Regions from separate parts of the Homo sapiens genome. Here region 2 is linked to region 1. The links are chromatin contacts, found by Hi-C in ENCODE. All regions are on one chromosome and are shown on one strand. Each heading gives the region's core, a stretch centred on a gene start or an enhancer-like site at or near the end of the contact. The rest is flanking DNA. Distances are from core to core; before and after follow the strand shown. Region 1 holds the start of PIERCE2 (piercer of microtubule wall 2). Region 2 holds the start of MNS1 (meiosis specific nuclear structural 1).

Region 1 (4,385 bases), core at 1-2,500:
TGAATTAAAATAATACCCTCACCATCTCCATCTTCTGCTATATGACCTGAACTCAGAAAATAAAAGTAAACCATTCACACTGGATGTGTGTGATAAATATCCCCTGAGACGTGTGGGACCCAATATGATTCTAATCTTAAAAGATACGATGCAGTAATAGCGATATTTCAAGCACTATCCTGTAGATTGGAGGAGACAAATCTAAAATTCATAGTACTATATAGTTAGCTATTCTAACTACAAGAATGCCCAACTGTGTTTTTCAATAAAAGTAGAGCAGAACAGTGCAAACTTCACCACTCAATAAAATACCTTACTTGGCGCTCCCAATAGTGCTAAACATAAACAACGCGTACAAGGCACTGCATGGGACAGCTGCTAATGAGGACAAATCGATTAGGGAGACCAAAGCTAAAGGAGGCCACTGGAACTGGAGAAGGATATGGAGAGGTATTTGATCATCATCAGGCTGGCGTGCTAGCGGAAGTCTCCGGGCATTATTTAATATTTAATCTTTCTATTCCTGACATCACGGGGGCTCAAATGTCATCAAAAGACAGGCTGGCATTAAACCCGGCAGGGTGACGCACATAACATCTTACCATATGGATTTTCATCAGTCCAGACCGACAAGCACCTCAAAGCCTGCCCAGTGAAGGAAGAAGGGTGGCCCAGGCCGTCAGCTCTCCCACCCTTGGCGCGCAGTTCGGTATAGCACTCGGGGTTTGGAGGCTGCAAGACCACCGGACCGGACGCCCCAGGGTCGGCTCGGGCCTCCGGAGCTGTGCACTCGCGCACGGCCCGAGGAGGTCGCCCGTGCGGCCGCTGACACCAGGCGTCAAGTCCCCGCCCGAGCAGCCCCAGCCTAGGAGGCGGACCCCGCCACTGCTCCTCTACTGAGCCGAGCGTGTCGGCCAGGGACTCAGACAGTCGGCACAAACCCCCTCCCGGGGTCTAAGCCCGCCTAGTACAGTACCTGAAGGGGCAGCGCCACCTCCGCCCGATTGTGCTGGCTGCCCCAGTGGCGGCGGTCACAGCTCGGGCGCCAATGACGCCTCTTATAAAAACAACCTGCTCGCAGGCGTCTGCAGCCGGCAGGCGGTGACCGGCTGGGCGCCGCAGTGCATGCCGTGACGCGTAGTCCCGCCTGCGCCTCCTGCCCGGCAGCGGTGAAGAGAAGAACTACCACTCCCGAAGTGGAGCGCAGGCCGCCGCCGGGCGGCTGCGGGAAGCTGGGCCAGGCGGCCGCAGATCCCCACAACATCCGGGAGCCGGCGACCACTTCCAGTTGCTATGGTTACGAGTTGCAACCTCCAGAAAGAATTCGTGGTTTCACCCGGGAAAACAGCTCCCCGGATTAAACGGATAGGTTTACACATACTGATCCACCCAGCTATTCATCTTCTGTTTGCTGCTTTAATTGGGTGCGGTTAAAAGGCCACGTCCCTAGGCGTTCACCGGCTTTCTTGCCATCTGCTGCATGAAAACTGACTTTGCCGAAAAAATTAACAAAGAAGAGCGAAAATGACAGACCGCAACCGGGTGAGTTTAGGCAGAGGGCTAGATGTTTGGGAATGTTGGTATTCGCTAGTATAATTTGAGGCACCACCTACTCCTACCACCCCCAACCCCACAACCCCGAAAAGCACTTTACAAGGCAACTACTGAGCTTTTACATTTACACTTGTAAATGCACGTTTCCTTAAGTCCGAATAGCCTCTGAAGGTGTAAAGACCATCGAGATTGTATGCATTCATACCCTACTGTTGCAAACTGTTCAGTGATGGTTTTGAACAAGAAAAACGTACTTTGTTAATTGTATACTTATTTAAATTGCACTGTGTCAAAGAAGGGAGTTGTTTTGAAAAAGGATTTGGTGGCCGGGCGCCGGGGCTCAACGCCTGTAATCCCAGCAATTTGGGAGGCCGAAGCGGGTGGATCACCTGAGGTCAGGAGTTCGAGACCAGCCTGACCTACATGGTGAAACTCCGTCTCTACTAAATACAAAAAATTAGCCAGGAGAGGTGGCGCGGGCCTGTAATCCCAGCTACTTGGGAGGCTGAGACAGCAGAATTGCTTGAACCTGGGAGGCAGAGGTTGCAGTGAGCCGAGATTGCGCCACTGAACTGCAGCCTGGGCAACAAGAGCAAAACTCCGTCTCAAAAAAAAAAAATCTTACATTTATATTCACTCTTTACAGAAGCAATAAAAAGTTTAGGTTTCATTCTCTGTCCCCTAATTGTGGTAAAAGTAAATAAATAAATGGAAAAATTAATAATAAACGTAAACATTAGCAAGGAAGACGGTGGACCTGAGCAGAGACAAAAGAGTGCCTCAAAATTAGACCTTTTTTATTTTTTATTTTTGCTTTTCTATTAACTATATTCAACATCAACAGTGACATCAAAAAATCTTAATTTTATAATTACAGCTTCTGCGATGGGCATTATTAATCAATGGCTTGTTTTCATTTATCTTTTTAAATGTATATGTATCTATACCAAAGGACTTCGAAAGGTCAAAGTGGTCTGGCTTTCTCTAACTGAAAATTAAATTACTAAGAAAGCTAATACCAGCTACTGGTAGATTTTTATACCTTTCAAGCCACTTTCACAGGCCAATTTTAAGATGTAATTTCTTCTGAAAAATCATTTACAATTTTAATTAACCTTTTTATCATTTAATAAAAGTTGATGACATGTGGCAGATAATTTGAACTCATCCTTTTATTATTCTTTGTATTGGCTATTTGTTTCGTTCTTAACTATAGTCAGTTTGAACTCCACATTTTAAGAATATCAGGTTTGAAGAAGGTGAAACCCATATTAGAAAACTGCAGTGGTTGTCTATGATGTAAAGTATAAAGCAATGGACCTTTTGTTTCTGAATCTATAAACATTTGTGAATTATCCTGGAAATCTAAAAAATTTTTAATTTAAGATTTAGCTTTTCCAGATTTTATGGTACTAATTATGCCAACAAAGTTTATCAGCTAATTTGTCTTCTGTTTTTACTAGATTTCGTTTTCTGCATTATGTTTTGAGCCAAAGCTGAACGAAATTCTAGAACCAGTAGTAAAGAGGGTCATTTGATAACAAGAAGAGTTCTCAGCTGGGCGCGGTGGCTCATGCCTATAATTCCAGCATTTAAGGCCCAGTACTCTGGGAGGCCGAGGCAGGCGAATCGCCTGAGTTCAAGAGTTCGAGACCAGCCTGACCAACATGGAGAAACACTATCTCTACTAAAAACACAAAATTAGCCGGGCGTGGTGACGCATGCCTATAATCCCAGCTACTCGGGTGGCTGAGGCAAGAGAATCGCTTGAATCCGGGAGGCGGAGGTTGCAGTGAGCCAAGATCACGCCACTGCACTCCAGCCTAGGCAACAAGAGCAAAACTCCATCTCAAAAAATAAAAAAATAAAAAAGAGTTCTCAGTGACTGAAGGAGATAGTATTAACAACAACAACAACAAAATCTACAAGTTGCCCTGGGCAACCTGCTTAGGTGCCCATAAAAGTAAATTACAGTGGTACTTTTCTGCGCAAGTCACAGGGCCTCCACCTTCCACCTATAAAGCTTTCCCCTGTGCTGAGGAAACCTAGAAAATTTAAGAAAAGCTGATCAGTTGAGATACCATCAAAATTTTAAAATTCTTATGATTTACTATTATCCAGTATCTGTGTTGTTAATATTTAAAGCAAATTAATAAGCAGTTTCAAAAAGAATAAACAGCAAGATCTGATGAGAATAACATTGATGACACTCAGTGAACCTGAGTTCTATTTCCAGCTTTGCCAACTACAAACTTATGAGTATTAAGTGAATATTAGCAAACCATATTATGCTAATACAAGGTCATTAACCTGTAGGTTTCAGAACTGTTTCTGGAAGATCATACATTGAGGTAAACCTGCAAAAAAGAAAATAATAAAATTTGGTGAGGCATGGTGGCTCACGACTGTAGTCCCAGCACTTTGGAAAGCTGAGGTAGGCGGATCATCAGAGGTCAGGAGTTTGGGAACAGCCTGGCCAACATGGTGAAACCCCATTTCTACTAAAAACACAAAAATTAGCCAGGTGTGTTGGCAGGCACCTGTAGTCCCAGCTACTCTGGAAGCTGAGGCAGGGGAATCACTTGAACCTGGGACGCAGAGGTTACAATGAGCTGCGACTGCGCCACTGCACTCCAGCTTAGGTGACAGAGCAAAACTCCATCTCAAAAAATAAAATAAAATAGTGATAAAAATTGATTCCATTTGGCCAGGCGCAGTGGCTCACACCTGTAATCCCAACACTTTGGGAAGCCGAGGCAGGTGGATCACTTGAGGTCAGGAGTCCAAAACCAGCCTGGCCATCATGGTGAAACCCCATCTCTACTAAAAAT
Region 2 (4,135 bases), core at 339-2,838, 1.1 Mb after region 1:
CGAGGCGGGCGGATCACGAGGTTAGGAGTTCGAGATCAGCCTGGTCAATATGGTGAAACCCCGTCTCTACTAAAAATTAAAAAATTAGCCAGGCGTGGTGTTGCGCGCCTATAGTCCCAGCTATTCAGGAGGCTGAGGCAGAAGAATCGCTTGAACCCCGGAGGCAGAGGTTGCAGTGAGCCAAGATCGTGCCACTGCACTGCAACCTGGGCGACAGAGCAAGACTCCATCCAAAAAAAAAAAAAAGTAAAAGCAACTTACTCAAGGGTCCGTAGCTAAGGTATAGCAGTAGTAGGATTCAAAGACAGGCCGGCTCCAGAAACCCAGGTCTTTACGATTACACCGAGCTGAGGCACAATCAGGCATCACTTACCTGCTGCTGTTGTTTATCTACTCATTTCCAGCATTAACAGCTGACTTTCATCGTTTCCAAGGTGCAAAATGAAAAAAAAAGTAACAATGAATAGTAAAACTTACCTTTTGAATGGCCTCTTCCATATCCAACTCAAATTGTTCATTTTGTAATAATCTGAGAAATTGCTTGCGCTGAACACGGTTATCATTTTCATTCTGCACCATTTGATTCCTGATTTGACTGTTGACGTTTTTTAGAGCTTGGACATGTAATTTTTTGCAGTAGTTTTCATCTACTAATTTCTGATGCCTTTCACTACAGCTCAAATTTCTCCTTTTGGAACCCTACGATGGAAGAAAAAAAAAGATGCATATTTTGATATTCCAAAATCTAATTTTAAAAAATGTATTGATATAAACCTTAGTAAGAAAGGATACGAAGAGCCTGGCTTCCTTCCTAAATTCAAAGGAGTATACCGAATAAAAAGTAAACGTGGTAAATATGTTCACATATCGATTAAATAGGTACTGTTATTATTACCTATTTTATAGATGAAACATGAAAAGTAACTTTACCCAAGGTTCTGCAGCTAATAAATAGCTGTGCTAGGATTAATCGCACCCTACAGACCCAGATCTTTACTACCACCAGGGAATTTCTCCTCCCCTCATTCCACCCACCACCACCACCACCACGACTACCACCACAGGGCCATAAAGTGCTGTTCAGAAGCTGGTCAGATTTTCCTAACATAAATGTAATAGGTCAATTCGCCGCTATTTATCAATTCGCTTTCTCCTACACTTTTATATCTACTTATTTCTTCAGAGGTTCTATTGGGCAGATTTAAAGATGTATTTAATACACTATGCGAAAAGTGCCAAAAAAGCTGGAAACCACCGCGAGCGTCCCTTCTAATAGCACCTGAAGCCTCCGAAAGCAAATACAAGTTCCCCAATTAATGACCAGATTAAGCACTTAAAATCCTTTTTTAGAAGCAGATGAGCGCCAAACTAGAATTAAATCAACAATAAACAAGTAGTTTCAAGTCCCCCAACTGGCTCACCATCTTGGCTGACGAAAAATACCCCCTCTCGTGGGACCGCGGCCACCACCTCCCGCCGCAAACGCAGCAGCCAGCAGCCCCAAGGAGCGCACCTGGCTGCGCGCGCTCGGGTGTTTACGCGGCGTCTTGGCAACGGTGGAGCTGCGCGCCCTCCGCTCGACCAAAAGTGACCCACGCAGAACGTGGCCTCCCATTGGACGCGATAAGATACAATCGGCATTGAGCTTCTTAGGACCAGGGCAGGAGGGCTACTTCTATAGGTCTAAACTAGAAAAGCGGGAAGTTCAGACTGTGGCCTGACCCAAGCACTTTGCAGTGGGCTAGGGAAGCTCGATTTCCCTCCAGCGGCCGAACTGTGGTTTCAGTGGGTTTGGGAGCCAAGTTCGGGACTGTGGAGACTGCGCACAGAGAAATACGCAAACTACTGCCTAATGCATGGAGCCGAAGGAAATTTCCACGCATGGAGCATCCCGCACACTAAGTGCCTAGTCAGCCAGGTCTCTGCTAGGGACGATGACTGGTTTAATCCTCAGCAATGGGAGTCCAGGTCGCTGTCCCCTTTGCTGGGTTGTGAGGCACTGAGGGTAGCACGAGCTTCCAGCAGCCTTCACTTCACCCCCCCGCCCCCCCCCCCCCCCCGCAGAAGCTGCTGGTAAATTTTGGGACTAAAATCTATGAGCCACATGAATCTTACTCTGCTATGTGGTCCAGGTACCAAGAGAGAGCACGTTACATGATGGCAGGATGTTGATCTGGTTCATTCCATAGGCAGGTTAGACACTAAAGTCCATTTTAAATGGGAAGTTTAAGAATGATAATGGATCAGAGAAATTAGATATACTGATTTTAGAAATGATACATTCAGAGAAATCTTGTCAACACTAAAATATTTGTATAAGGTGATTAGTGGTATAACTTTGTGTTATTCTAATTTGGAGTCCGTCTTCTGTAGCAATATGTCTGCTTAAAGATTAATAACAAATGGGACTTGCAGTTTCAGTGCTGACGTGTAAAAGCTTGGAAGTTGTCACCCCATCCTTACAACCAGATCAAAACAACTAAAAATCAGCGACTTCTCTTGGTTCCATCATACAACTGAGGTCGCTCGTCTCTCTGTCCTTTGGTCATTTATCCCGTGGTTGCATATCTATGTTGTCTCTAGTACTCCACTCATTGCCATCACTGTTTGAGAGAAATGGAGAGAAGGCGTAAACCTGCCCTCTGGGTGTTCTGTGTAAATTGATCTGGAATGGAGCAAAGCAGGCAGCCTGCTATAAATTTCTCTTCTTGGCATATCCATCTCCGCAAAGGGTTGGGCACTGTATAGAAGAGACAGGAGACAGGCATGGGTTCAGGGTTGAACAGGGTATAACACATTCAATAGAGTGTGGGGTTTAATTTGTTAATTCCTAATAGTGAAATAGTGACATTGCAAAGTATTTCAGCAAACATGTATGTTTTTTACTGTTTACTTCTCGAAATGAAGACTTTCGTCTCTAAAGGGAACTTCAGTTATAATTCCTCATTTCCAGTATACCCTTGGATATGGTAGAAGGATTCATATAATTTCATAGGTAATCTGAGAAAAAGATTTTTGGCCAGAATATTGACCTAAATCCAAGACAAATTTAATCAATTGTAACAATTAGCTGATTTTAACCTTTAAAAAATTATCCTAACAATTACTACATTTTTAATAGACTTTGCTCCTTTTTCGAAGCAGTTTTAGGTTTACAGAAAAATTGACAGAATACAGAGAATTCCCCGTCTCACCTCTCCTCCCCACCGCACCCATACAATTTCCCCTATTTTTAGCATTACATATTAGTGTAGTACATTTGTTACACTTGACGAACCAATATTAATATGATTAAGTTCGTAATTGACATTAGGGTTCACTCTTTGTTTTGTACAGGTCTATGAGGATTTGTTTTGTTTTTTTTCTGAGATGAAGTCTGGCTATGTTGCCCAGTCTGTAGTGCAGTGACATGATCTCGGCTCACTGCAACCTCTACCTCCCAGGTTCAAGCGATTCTCCTGCCTCAGCCTCCCAAGTAGCTGAGACTACAAGCAAATTTTTGTATTTTTAGTGGAGACGGAGTTTCACCAGTTTGGCCAGGCTGGTCTTGAACTCCTGACCTCAAGTCATACACCCACCTTGGCCTCCCAAAGTGCTGGGAGTATAGGCATGAGCCACTGCTCCCAGGTGGGTTTTGAGAAATACATAATGTCATGTATCTGGCCAGGAGTGGTGGCTTGCACCTGTAATCCCAGTTACTTGGGAGACTGAGGCAAGAAGGTTGCTTGAGGTCAGAAAATTGAGACATATTGTCATATATCTATTATTACAGTATCATACAGAATAGTTTCACTGCCTAAAAAGTCTCTGTGTTCTACCTATTCATTTCTCCCTCACTCCTTCCTCCCAAACCCCTGGGAACCACTAATCTTTCTATTGTTTCTATAGATTTGCCTTTTCCAGAATGTCGTATCTTTGGAATCATACAGTATGTAGCCTTTTCAGACCGGCATCTTTCCCTTAGCAAAACTCATTTAAAGGTTCCTGCAAATCTTTATGTGACTTGATAGCTCATTTATTTTTATCACTAAATAACATTCCATTGCATGTCATTATTAAAAAACAATTATTACATTTAAATATTATTTCTAGTAATAAATTATTACTATCATAAATGATACTTCATTGTTAAGGG

The links. Hi-C counts contacts between places; a loop is a spot of excess contacts on that map. Pooled maps may share reads with other maps.
Region 2: a pooled map shows a loop between it and region 1 (9-fold over the local background). The contact joins the promoter of MNS1 here to the promoter of PIERCE2 in region 1. A Hi-C loop is called at or near these places in 1 of 168 maps with a recorded cell type or tissue (sciatic nerve), 1 of 37 single-sample maps with no recorded cell type and 8 of 50 pooled maps.

What each region holds. Positions count from the first base shown.
Region 1 is chr15:55,407,245-55,411,629 of GRCh38, forward strand. It overlaps PIERCE2 (piercer of microtubule wall 2), which reads left to right and starts at 1,251. Exons shown (of 2, transcript NM_001198784.2): 1 at 1,251-1,542. The coding sequence starts at 1,525. CCPG1 (cell cycle progression 1) reads right to left here and starts at 1,115. Exons shown (of 9, transcript NM_001204450.2): 1 at 977-1,115. The region is part of intron 8 of DNAAF4-CCPG1 (DNAAF4-CCPG1 readthrough (NMD candidate)); the gene reads right to left. RefSeq lists enhancers at 335-614, 975-1,244, 1,295-1,494.
Region 2 is chr15:56,463,549-56,467,683 of GRCh38, forward strand. MNS1 (meiosis specific nuclear structural 1) reads right to left here and starts at 1,589. Exons shown (of 10, transcript NM_018365.4): 1 at 1,422-1,589; 2 at 478-699. The coding sequence starts at 1,424. RefSeq lists a silencer at 1,519-1,768.